Linked DNA regions of Homo sapiens: all the other regions are linked to region 1. The links are chromatin contacts, found by Hi-C or POLR2A ChIA-PET in ENCODE. All regions are on one chromosome and are shown on one strand. The core of a region is the stretch at or near the end of the contact, and the rest is flanking DNA. Distances in the headings are between cores, read along the strand shown.

What was found. A loop is a pair of places that touch in the nucleus more often than their neighbours do. ChIA-PET counts read pairs that join two places held with the same protein, here RNA polymerase II (POLR2A). Pooled maps may share reads with other maps.
Region 2: a map with no recorded cell type shows a loop between it and region 1 (5-fold over the local background). The contact joins the enhancer-like site here to the promoter of ROCK1 in region 1. A Hi-C loop is called at or near these places in 5 of 37 single-sample maps with no recorded cell type and 4 of 50 pooled maps. POLR2A ChIA-PET finds 5 or more read pairs at or near these places in 1 of 52 experiments (activated naive CD4-positive, alpha-beta T cell).
Region 3: a pooled map shows a loop between it and region 1 (2.3-fold over the local background). The contact joins the enhancer-like site here to the promoter of ROCK1 in region 1. A Hi-C loop is called at or near these places in 3 of 168 maps with a recorded cell type or tissue (CD4-positive, alpha-beta T cell, CD8-positive, alpha-beta T cell and naive thymus-derived CD4-positive, alpha-beta T cell), 3 of 37 single-sample maps with no recorded cell type and 13 of 50 pooled maps. POLR2A ChIA-PET finds 5 or more read pairs at or near these places in 2 of 52 experiments (HEK293 and activated B cell).

The regions. Positions count from the first base shown.
Region 1 is chr18:21,109,888-21,114,117 of GRCh38, reverse strand. ROCK1 (Rho associated coiled-coil containing protein kinase 1) reads left to right here and starts at 2,305. Exons shown (of 33, transcript NM_005406.3): 1 at 2,305-3,300. The coding sequence starts at 3,208. RefSeq lists enhancers at 1,707-1,766, 1,797-2,016, 2,116-2,410, 2,064-2,652 and a silencer at 2,057-2,446.
Region 2 is chr18:21,851,216-21,855,445 of GRCh38, reverse strand. It overlaps MIB1 (MIB E3 ubiquitin protein ligase 1), which reads right to left. Exons shown (of 21, transcript NM_020774.4): 18 at 2,228-2,306. It also overlaps the pseudogene RPL34P32. Among named protein-coding and RNA genes, the nearest start is that of MIR133A1HG, 22 kb to the right of the region's middle. Within about 2 kb of position 2,290, at least 2 of the 41 ENCODE cell types and tissues checked have a DNase peak (open chromatin) inside an H3K27ac peak, as active enhancers do.
Region 3 is chr18:21,627,178-21,631,407 of GRCh38, reverse strand. It overlaps SNRPD1 (small nuclear ribonucleoprotein D1 polypeptide), which reads right to left. Exons shown (of 4, transcript NM_006938.4): 4 at 1-2,346. The coding sequence ends at 2,270. Among named protein-coding and RNA genes, the nearest start is that of SNRPD1, 17 kb to the right of the region's middle. Within about 2 kb of position 1,812, at least 3 of the 41 ENCODE cell types and tissues checked have a DNase peak (open chromatin) inside an H3K27ac peak, as active enhancers do.

The sequences.
Region 1 (4,230 bases), core at 1,056-3,555:
ACCAGCCTGGCCAACATGGTGAAACCCCATCTCTACTAAAAATATAAAAATAGGCCAGGGCAGTGGCTCACGCCTGTAATCCCAACATTTCCGGAGGCCAAGGTGGGCGGATCACCTGAGGTCGGGAGTTCAAGACCATCCTGACCAACATGGAGAAACCCCATCTCGACTAAAAATACAAAATTAGCTGGGCATGGTGGAGCATGCCTGTAATCCCAGCTATTCGGGAGGCAGGAGAATCACTTGAATCCAGAAGGTGGAGGTTGCGGTGAGCCGCGATCGCGACATTGCACACCAGCCTGAGCAACAAGAGTGAAACTCCATCTCAAAACAAAATAAAACAAACAAAACACCAAAAATTAGCTGGGCGTGGTGGCGTGTGCCTGTAATCCCAGCTACTCCGGAGGCTGAGGCGGGAGAATCGCTTGAACCCGGGAGGCAGAGGTTGCAGTGAGCCGAGATCGTGCCACTGCACTCCAGACTGGTAGACAAGAGTGAAACTCCGCCTCGGAGAAAAAAAAAAAAGTTAATTTAGAGTCCATCTATCTTATGGCAGAAGATAACTAGATTTAGAGTCCATCTATCTTATGGCAGAAGATAACTAGTGATGTGTCACAATAATCAGAAGAGCCTTGTAGGTAAGTAAGCTATATATGGACCCCACCTATATTTCTAGTAGATATTTCTAGAAATATATGGACCCCACATATATTTCTAGTAGTTCTGCCAGGTTGGTTATCACTTCCACTTATATTTATCAGTGTCACTCATGTATTGTCTTAACTACTTGTATTTTTTCGTATGTGTCTAAATGGAAAGCAACATAATGTTCACGGTTCTCTGAGAAACAACAAAATTCCTAATACCTAAAAATGGTAATAATAATAAAAAAAAGACAAGCAGGGTTTAGGAAATTTATTTTAGGGCAACTGCCTGATTTATTTTAAGCCCTATGCTTAAAAATAAGTCTAATTCACATGACTTAAAATGCTGGAGCCAAGAAAAGTCGCTGCAAAGGCATTTAATGAAATACCTGGTTTGTCTAGTTGTCTTTGTTATGATTTTTGTATAAACCAAGAACGTCCTATCTTGATATATATAGTGGATTTTATATCTAAATATTTCTTGTATTTAATAAATTGAAAATAGAAATAGACATTTTTTCAAACAGTGTAAGATTTTCCTAACCTCTGACTCACATCGTAAGGCTGGTGGACTGTTCAGATGCTGTACGATGCTTTTTACTCCGATGCTTTTTGGTTCATCTGTAGCATTTTCCATCATGGGGTAAAAGATCCACATTTTCTATTTCTAGTGATCCTTAATTTGGCTTCTGAGCAAAAATAAAGTTTGATGAGGAATAAATTAAGGTAGATTTCCTGCTGAAACCAGTGAAGAACATAACTTTATCAGCGGGGGTGAGTGACAAGTCTTTCACCTTTCCTCACACCACAGTCAACGAAGTAACGGAACTAGGAGAAATGCCCATTATTCTCATGTCCTACATTAGTTCTGATAAAAATCACAATTAAGTTTCACTGAATGTTTTGACATTGAAACGGCAGCATTACACGTCCAGGAGAGAACTACAGTAGGGGTGTTATGAGAACTAACACGAACGACTTAAAAATATTGATTTTTTTCTACGAGATTATTTTCCTTTAAAAAAATTAAATTGAGCTTGACTTCTATTGACTGTATCTTCCGGAGTCAGTATTTTATGGCTCCCCTGACACACACGCCTGGCGTGGGAGGGCTGAGCGCTGCAGCGCTTCGGAACTTTCCCAGTGAATCGTAAATGGGTTCAACGCCGGGGCTCGCGGAGGGCTGTCCATGGAGTACCACTGAAAACCAAACGCCACTGGTGCTCAATGCTGGTACCTGCCGACGAAAAGGCTTCTTGCCTAAAAAAGAACCTATTGCCCCACCCTAACAGCAACAAGGAGAACAAGCACTCTCTCCTCGTCAGAAGTCTCTGGACTGGCTGCAACCCAGAGGAAACAGAGCTGGGGCATCTGCCGGGACAGCGATCAGAAGCAGCCAGAGCTCCGCCTCCGTCCGGACCTCCAAGGCCGCTCCAGAGCCCTGCATGGCTCCTCAGAGCCGGCCAAGGCGAGAACCTTGCCGGCAGCTGCTTACCCGCACTCGGCTCCTCCCAGCGGTCCGCCTTCTCCACCGCCTGCCCGCAAGGCCCCGCCCACCTCACCGCCCCGCCCCACCCCACCCTGCGGAGGCGACAGAGTGCGCGCGCGCGCGCGGGGTCCCGGCTGGTTCCCCTTCCGAGCGTCCGCGCCCCGCATGCGCAGTCTGCCCCGGCGGTCTCCGTTTGTTTGAACAGGAAGGCGGACATATTAGTCCCTCTCAGCCCCCCTCGCCCCACCCCCCAGGCATTCGCCGCCGCGACTCGCCCTTTCCCCGGCTGGGACCGCAGCCCCTCCCAGAAGCTCCCCCATCAGCAGCCGCCGGGACCCAACTATCGTCTTCCTCTTCGCCCGCTCTCCAGCCTTTCCTCTGCTAAGTCTCCATCGGGCATCGACCTCGCCCTGCCCCACCGGACACCGTAGCAGCAGCCCCAGCAGCGACGGGACAAAATGGGAGAGTGAGGCTGTCCTGCGTGGACCAGCTCGTGGCCGAGACTGATCGGTGCGTCGGGCCGGGCCGAGTAGAGCCGGGGACGCGGGGCTAGACCGTCTACAGCGCCTCTGAGCGGAGCGGGCCCGGCCCGTGGCCCGAGCGGCGGCCGCAGCTGGCACAGCTCCTCACCCGCCCTTTGCTTTCGCCTTTCCTCTTCTCCCTCCCTTGTTGCCCGGAGGGAGTCTCCACCCTGCTTCTCTTTCTCTACCCGCTCCTGCCCATCTCGGGACGGGGACCCCTCCATGGCGACGGCGGCCGGGGCCCGCTAGACTGAAGCACCTCGCCGGAGCGACGAGGCTGGTGGCGACGGCGCTGTCGGCTGTCGTGAGGGGCTGCCGGGTGGGATGCGACTTTGGGCGTCCGAGCGGCTGTGGGTCGCTGTTGCCCCCGGCCCGGGGTCTGGAGAGCGGAGGTCCCCTCAGTGAGGGGAAGACGGGGGAACCGGGCGCACCTGGTGACCCTGAGGTTCCGGCTCCTCCGCCCCGCGGCTGCGAACCCACCGCGGAGGAAGTTGGTTGAAATTGCTTTCCGCTGCTGGTGCTGGTAAGAGGGCATTGTCACAGCAGCAGCAACATGTCGACTGGGGACAGTTTTGAGACTCGATTTGAAAAAATGGACAACCTGCTGCGGGATCCCAAATCGGAAGTGAATTCGGATTGTTTGCTGGTGAGTAGCGCTGTTCTCTTTTGCTTGTCTGGGGTTTTGCATGTCTTTCCTTCCTCTTGCATTAGTCTGGTTCGCTGCAAAAGTCTCAGGTGTGCATAATCGTCTTGGAAAATGCTAGATTTCTGTTTCCTGAAGAATCTTGGAGTACCATTAACATCTCATGGTGTGGTCCTATTTGCCATTTGACTGGCTCTGTACTAACTACTCTGAACTTTTAATTCTGACTCAGTTCATGAGTACCCGAAAGATACTTACAAACTGCTATTGCAGGCATCCTATAAAAAGTTATCACGTCAGAGTTACTGCAATGTATACAGTTTGTTGAATGGCGATCGTAGTAATTAATGTTAATCTTTCTGATCCGTTTGACAGTTAAATTGGAAAGACTACTTTGCATTTTTTTTCCTTTTTGCGATTTAGCTCCTAGGGGTTTAGTTTTTAGCCTTGAAAATGATAACGGAGAATTGCTATTGAGGAAGTGATTTTTGAGCCAAAATTTCATAGGTGATTTGAGTTTGAAGGAACTTTTTGCTAAACTATTGTAAAAAACCAAGATAATTGGTCATAGGTAATTACAGTGTTAACTTATTTTATTGTATTATTGGTTACAAAAGTACGTACCATACAGTTATTGTAACTGTCTTTTTGGTGGTGTGGCACTTAACATTGTCACTTGTAAAACATTCTAAAGAGGGTTTTATGACATGAAAAACCACAATCCCATTTTAAAAATAGTTAAGTGGTTGATAATACAGTTATCTGTAAATAATTGGAATTCTTAGGTTTGATACATTTCCTCTGTAAATGTATCAAAGTTGTTCAGAGTTTCTGAACAACTAAGGGTTATATAATATTTCTTGGTCCAAACAAAACCACATAATCTCTAAAATAAGGTTTCAGGGAGCATGTATATGGACAGGATTTCACAAT
Region 2 (4,230 bases), core at 1,041-3,540, 740 kb before region 1:
GTTTAGTTCAGTTATTGTATTGTTTCTATCTTTGCTTCTATCTTCTCTATTTGTGTTGTTTCTATCTGTATTGTTTCTAATCTTTCTTCAGCACCTCCAAAAGGGATGTAATCTCTCCTTCCTTTGGCTTGCCAAGGCACTTTCACCGCCTAACATGACTGCGATGGGGGTACTGGACGAACTACATTACTGTATACTCCTTGGGAAAGGCATATGTTCCACCTCAGTTTCATCTCCGTTAGCAAATAAATGTTTAAGAGCATGTCTATAAAATCAAGAAAACCATCTACTTCTTAGGATTGTTCTGAAAATAAATGAGGAAATACTCAAAAAGAGATTAAAATGCCTGGTACAGAATTAAGAGCTCAATAAAAGTTGGTGTTGCTCTCGTTATTAAATGCATTTTAAAGCAAAGACTGTTTTTCCTCTTCCAGAGATGCTATCTAGAGGCACTCAGCATGATCCAGTGTTTGACGCACCATCATAGGCTTTTCTACAACACAGCATCTAACAAAACTAGGCTGTCCCAAACCCTGGTATTGTTTACCTTTATATCAAGAAGGTAGGGAAAGCACCAATGTCTGCATGTGGCGTGTGCCCAGGCAGACTTCAAGGGATTTATGCTGTGAGACCTCAAGTTCTTGTGAGGTTGTCTAAAATTTTAAAAAGTGTCAGCACGACCAATGGTGTTTCCATGACTGCTAAATGTATCCACGACAGGACCAAGCATGCTTTCCTTTCAAAGAGCAGAATGTCGTCGTGAAAATGTTGAAGGCACAAGCCCAGAGTCAGAAAGCTAAATTTAAAGCTGAAGCTTTTTTAATTAAAAAAAAAAAAAAAAAAAAAAAAGGAGCAAACGCCATGTAAAAAATTCTGGAAGCTCCTGGGGGGAAATATTATATTAAGGCTCTAGAATCTGTGTGAACAACTAATAATTATAATCATCTTTCAAGTCTCATGTAGGTATCACTTTGGTGAATGACAGATGTCAGCAAACTACACCTGAGGGCCAAATCTGACGTGTCATCTGCTTTTATGAGACCAGTTTTATTGAACACAGTCAGGCCCATTTATTTACATATTTTCCATGGTTGTTTTTGCACTATAGTGCAGAGTACAGCAGTGGGAAAGAGCTGAGTGGTTACTACAGAAACCATGTGGCCTACAAAGCCAAAAATATTTACTATTTCACCCTTTACAAAAAATGTCTGCCAACCTCTGGCCTATGAAAACTTAAGTAACCTGAGTCCTTTTTTACTTAAGACAGAGAATTCTCTATGTGCCCTTTTGATAGTATTGGGTAATAGCCATTATACCACTCTTTGGTAAACAGAAACAGTCACTTTAGGCAAAATGTTACAGAAGAAAACGTTCACCCTTTCTTTAGTTGACCAGCTGCCTATTGGAATTTTTTTTTTTTTTTTTTTTTTTTTAAGACTGAGTCTCAGTCTGTTGCCTAGGCGGAGGACACGAGAATCACTTGAATTGGGAAGGCAGAGGTTGCAGTGAGCCGAGATTGTGCCACTGCACTCCAGCCTAGGTGACAGAGCGAGACTGTGCCAAAAATAAAAAATAAAATAAAATAAAATCTTTTATTGACAAAATGAAGAAAAGCAAAGGGAAGAGAATATTTAACAGTGTATGAACTTGAACAAGGGCAATATGAAAAGCAAAGGACTTCAAGAGAATATGTTTAAAAGAAACTTAAAAACATTTTTTAAATTTTAATACTGCCCTCACAAAGAAAAGATTTCTAAAAGCTCTCTTGACATAAAAGCTTACAGAAGGCCAGAAATTACAGCCCCAGAAATGGTTGCTGTTGGTTCTTCTGCAGTGAGGAAAGTACACAGGAGAGGCAATATTAAGGTGAAGCCAAATGAAGACGTGCTAATTTCATATGTGAACAAAGGCGAGACTAAATGTTTCAACATTTATTTTTCAAAATAAATTTCTATTATGTGTGGAAAGAGACCCTTTTGTGCTAATACAACTGAAATCAAAATCCAAGGTGGCAGAACACAGCATATTCAGTCTTCCCTAATGCTCAGACGCATGGAGGGAAACAGCTGACGTTCTAGTACAGAGAAAGAAATAGAAGGTACTCGAGGCCCATCAACTTTTTTATGAGTTATCCAAAATCAAAAGCAAAAAAACCCTCAAAAACATAATTTTTGTTTCACTTTCTATTTTTATAATAATATTGAGGAACTCTGCATAGGCTACTTACTCTCACAAGCACACATGTGGCCACAGGGTTGAAAAAGAACAGCTGCTTTCTTGTCAGAGCATACCACACATTCTTCAATCTATAGAAAAAGAGGTTACAGCACAGTGACCATTTACAGATAAATCTAGTAACTCTTAACAAGTTCAATTATATCCAAATGTATTTCCTCTGTAAGAAAACACCTAGGCACAGAGAAATTTAACACACACTTTCCTCCCATCCTCTACTTTCCTGGTTATTCATTTTCACATCTTTATATACCCTAGCTTAACAGGCACTTATTTCTATTCTACCTTCATCTCCCTATCTGTCCTAAAATATAGAATAGAAAAAACTCCATTTCCTCTGAGGAAGCCTCTGGAGGCTTCAATATTTTTTTCCCCCAAAAACTACTTTTGAGGGGAAACTAAAAAAGACAACGAACAAATAAAGTAGTAAAATAAGAAATGACTGAAAGACAGATTTCTAATATTAATAAAAATCTAGCTAGATTAGCCAAATTGCTAAAATCCACGAGGGATTTTTCTGTTTACCCACATTTAAGAAACTCTACCTTAAAGTGCCCTTTTCCAGGACTTGGTCAATTCCCATGCTGCCTGAAGCCCACAGCTTTGGGCTATTCTTTTTCCCTGATCTCTAGCAAGACTTCCACAGCCTATTCATAATCTCCCTCACTTTCACCTCTTCTTCATGTCCACTTAATCTGAGCTTGGACATTTAACTATTAACCACCTTGGCTCTGGCTTCCTGTATCCCTACCCCATAGCCCTTGGCTACTCATCTGTCTTTCACCTATTCTCCCTTCTAACACACAGTCACATTTAGCCATCTCTTGTGTCACCAAAAATGGTAACTACTACTCACCTACAGCATCATCCAAACAACCAAATACATGCACGTGTGCTCTCTCTCTTTCTCTCTATGGACTTTCCCAACTTACACCTCAGTATGTACATAGAATTTATGTAAGTATAGAAAAAGCAGAATGCAGAATGCAGTAAGACATAGTTGATCAAGACACTGACATTCCTGGATTCAAAATCTACCTCCAACACCAACAAATTACCTAACATTGTTGAGCTACAACATTATTTATCTAAACAATAAAGAATAATCCTTCACAGAGTGATAAAGAGTAAATCAGATATGTATAAAGTAGTTCAATGTGTAATATATAAAATCAGTGCCTAATACATAATAATTATCTTCTCCTTTCTATATAACATGTTGATTTTTAAAATGATTTCCATTGCATTTGTCTTTTTGTCTGAATTGTTTCTGAAGAGTTTAAAATAATACAGCAAACTGATCTAAAAACCATATCTGTACCTATTCCGCTATTATAAGAAAAAAAAACTGTAGCCATACCTTTTCCTCCAATTATTTCCTCAGGTTATACTTCCAGGAGTGGAGTTACTAAACCAAAGCATATTGTGTAATGTCTGTACATATAGCCGGGTTGGCCACCTAGCCTCCAGCAGTGTTTAGAGAGTGCCTGTTTGCCATTTTCCTTGCTAGCACTTTTTAAAATGTATTTTTGCTACTTCAACTGAAATAGTTCATGTTAATTCAATTAATTTCCTTCTTTGTATTTCTCTAACAGAAAAGGATCCCATGCTTGTTTATACCTCCCTCCAAATACTGTAATTTGTTTTTCTTCAATGAAGACATTCATTATCCTTTAACCACTTGGGGTCACTATTTCTTCGTAGTCAAAGGCTCTACAACCAACCTGGCAAATCTGTTGGGTGGGTATATCCGTAGTTTTTCTACTTTTCTATAGATTATAAATTTATAAGATTATAAATTATAAAACTTTCATAATTTAAAAATCAAATTGCAAGCCTATTAATTCTCAGAATAACTATATTCAAAAGGTCTGAAAAAGAACGAAAGCATATTCTTTCCTCTTTCCTCTCTCCTCTGTTCCATCAACTATCCCTTGCAGACATCGTTCTTAATTTTGTCTATGCATCATAACACAGTGAAAAGAACAGGGGCTT
Region 3 (4,230 bases), core at 563-3,062, 520 kb before region 1:
ATTGGTTGTATCTTGTCAAGCCAACTCACCTTTAATATATTTACTATTAAAGAATTGTCTTAAGTCTGGCCAACATGGTGAAACCCCGTCTCTACTAAAAATACAAAAAAATTAGCTGGGTGTGGTGGCGCACGCTTATAATCCCAGCTACTCTGGAGGCTGAGGCACAATAATCTCTTGAACCCGGGACGCAGAGGTTGCAGTGAGCCAAGATCGCACCACTGCACTCCAGCCTGGGTGACACAGCAAGACTCTGTCTCAAAAGAAAGAAAGAAAAAATTGTCTTAATCATCATGAATTTCATACATCCCTTTTTGGATCATAGAACCTGTAATACAACTGGGTGACCACTGCCAATAATTTGTGGGGGAAAAAACGCTAATTACTATATAACTTCAATGACTTACAAAAAAAAATTATCAACTGTGGAAAAATCAAAAAGCATTTGAATTTACTTGATGAGGTAAGATACTTAAAAAAATATATATCTAGTATTTATTTATACCAATATATACATTTATATATCTAATATATATGACAGGTACATTCTACATGTATACTAATATATCTATTAGTATATATTTATATATTAGTATAAATACATATATATATAAATACATATATATATCTCTCTCTCGATTTTTTTTTGAGACGTAGTCTCACTCCATCGCCCAGGCTGGAGTGCAGTGGCACAATCTCGGCTCACTGCAACCTCCGCCTCCTGGGTTCAAGCAATTCTCCTGCCTCGGCCTCATGAGTAGCTGGGATTACAGGCGCCTGTCACTGCACCTGGCTAACTTTTGTATTTTTAGTAGAAATGGGGTTTCACCCTCTTGGCCAAGCTGGTCTTCAACTCCTGACCTCGTGATCCACCTGCCTCGGCCTCCCAAAGTGCTGGGATTACAGGCGTGAGCCACCACACCCAGGCTAAACTTTTTTAAGGTAACGATCTTTGCAGAAAATTTCTTTACTTAAAAAAAAAAAAACTCACATACATGATGAAAATACAGATTTAAGCCACCCACATCCTCAGTTGTTTTCCTTAGCATATAAATACTTCGTAGTAAGCTTTACAAAGAACTGATGCACTGAGAGACATTTTTTCTGAGCTTAGCAAATCAAAAACAATTTTTAAAAGTCCTTATTAACAATTAGAACAGTTTTGCTGTCAAATAAAGTAGGTCTTTTCTCTTTTATTCTCAAAGAACCCCTTAATAAAGGAGGCACTGACAGGTACATTACACATTAATAGGAGATTTTAACACTGCTCATAACTGATAATCTAGTGACCATTAACTCCAAGTTATAACTTGGAAAACATAAAACTATATCCTATTAAGAACTGATTAAAAAGCAAAAGAAACAAAAGTAAGACATTAGCAGCTAGACAACAAAGCAATGACCCTTAATTTAGAAGACAACTTTTTACCAGGTACCTAAGACTCCGTGGAGTAAAACTCAGGAAAGGAGAATCAATTCTAGACCCCATCCCATAAGGACTTTAGTTTCCGAAATACCAAAACAAACTTCTTACTTCCCCTGTGGGTAGGTGCCACAGAATGAAGAGTAAAGCAATAAAATGCATATTCAGTGCATGTGAAGTAGAAGGGTATATATCCTATATATATTGTTAAGTTTAGCCTAAAGTCTCTTTACATATCTCAAGTTCAGCTTAAAGGTTTCTCAGTACATAGAACTGTAGCCTAACTGGACGTGTAAACAGACGGTACCCTACTCTTGTGGCAATCACTAAGTTTCAGCCAACCAAAGACAGCGAACTGTTCAAACCATATTCAAATAAGGCAAACGCTGAACTGTAACTAATCCGGCTGTTGCTGTATCTCACTTCCATTTTCCATACATCACTTTCCTTCTGTCCATAAATCTTCAACTATGCAGCTGGGCTGAAGCCTCTGAGCCTATTATGGTTCAGGGGCTACCTGATTTGTGAATTGTCCTTTGCTCAATTAAACTCTGCCAAATTTAATTTGTCTAAGGCTTTTATTTTAACCTTATTCATCATAAAAAGAAAAAGAAAAATTTTAGTTCAAAAACTTAAAACCTGATCAACTAAAAATGAAACTGCCCAGTAGAAATGCTTAGCTCTCACTGTGGTAATTTCGTGAATGTGGAGGAAACTACTAAAACTTTGATATACTAAATAGACAGCTCTGTCCCACATTTATGTTTATTAAAAACTGACATAAACAAACACAACCTGTACAAAAAATATCCCAAATCTCATATGACTTTGAAATCTTGAGAGACATTATCGCCTAGGACCCCCTCTTCCTCTGCCACGGCCACGTCCTCTTCCTCTTCCTCTTCCTCTGCCTCTTCCTGCAACTGAAGGAAAAGAAAAACAAACCAAGTTCAATTCTCTCCTGCACCAATGTTACCTAGACACCACAAACAACATTTACACACACACCTTTCCCTGTTTATAGCTCTTTATTAGTAGCTACAGTAAATAAAGTTTAACTAGCTTCTGTTAAATGTGTTAGACTTCAGATTCCCTCCACCCCCCAACACATTATCATGCAGAACCAATAACTAAAGGCCTAGGGAGATTATTATTTGTTTCATTTCAATTTATTTACTAAGAAATGTGTCAAATTTAAAAATACTTTTTCTTTATATCATGTCTCAAATTCACCATAAAATGATTTGAACCTCACAAAAAAAGGGAAGATATATATCACAGAATAAAACATGATCACCTTGATGCCAGAGTTTTGGTAACTGAATAAAATCCAAGCAAGTTAATTCAAAACCAGGAAAGTTTAAATGTATTACATCAAATCACAATCTTATTAACTCTTCAGAAAATTAAAACTCATTTGACCTACACATAATCTAGTGCTTTAATCCAAATAGTAATATCCCTACTGGGTCATCCTAACTCTAGTTGAGTATCATGGTGATAGGGAATTCATGACCCAAATAAACTTATTTCATCTTCAGACAGCTAAGAATATTAGAAAATCTTGACATAGAAGTCAGTCACATTCTAAATGTTTTTGTTTTTGTTTTTTAAATACAGGGTCTCACTCTGTAGTCCCATCTGGAGTGTAATTACACCTCACTGCAGCCTTGAACTCCTGGGCTCAAGTGATCCTCCCATCTAAGCCTCCTGAGTAGCTGGGACTACAGGTACAAACCATCATGTCTGGCTAATTTTTAAAATTTTTGTAGAGATGAGGTCTCCCTTTGTTGCCCAAGCTGCTCTCAAACTCTTGGGCCAAAGCAATCCTCCAGCCTCAGCCTCCCAAAGTGGTGGGATTACAGGTGTGAGCCACCGCACCTGGCCACATTAGAAATTTGTACACACTGATTCTAGTCTTACCATTCTAAGCAATAAATAGTAAGTTTAAGATGCTAATTAAGGGACATTTCACAAAATAACTGGCCCGTACTCTTACAAAGTATCAAGGTCACAAAAGGAAAACTGAGGAGAACCAGCTGATACGCATTAAAGGAAACTAAGGAAACGTACAAGTAAATGCAACCTGTTGTACTGGATTGGATCTTGGACCAGGAAAAGGACATTAAAGGGACAATCAGAGAAATGTGAGAAAGGTCTCTAGATAATACAGTAGTGACACATCAATGTAAAATTTCTAATTTTTTGTAGTTATATGACATTTTAACATTTAGACAATCTTGGTGAAAAGTGTATGGGAATTCCTTGTACTATTTTTGCAACTTTTTGTGTCTAAAATTATTTCAAAATGAAGTGTTTAAAAAAATAAAGAAAATGGGAAAAACAGAGTTGGAGGGGTGTTGTAAAACAACAACAACAACAACAACAAAAGGGCTGGGCACCTGTAATCCCAGCTACTTGGGAGGTTGAGGCAGGAGAACTGCTTGAACCTGGGAGGCAGAGGTTGTAATGAGTGGAGATCGCGCCATGGCACTCCAGCCTGGGCAACAGAGCATGACTCTGTCTCAAAAAAAAAAAAAAAAAAAAAAACCCAAGAAAAGAAAATGGACCAGGTATGATGGTGGCTCACACCTATAATCCCAGCACTTTGGGAGGCCACAGCAGGAGGATTGTTTGAGACCAAGAGTTCAAGACTATCCTGGACAACATAGGGAGACCCTGTCTTTACAAAAAAATAAAAAATAAAAAATTAGCCAGGTTTGGTGGTGCATATCTGTAAAAAAGAAAGATAAATTAAGAAAACAACTGCTCACTGCAATCTCCGCCTCTCGGGTTCAAGCGATTCT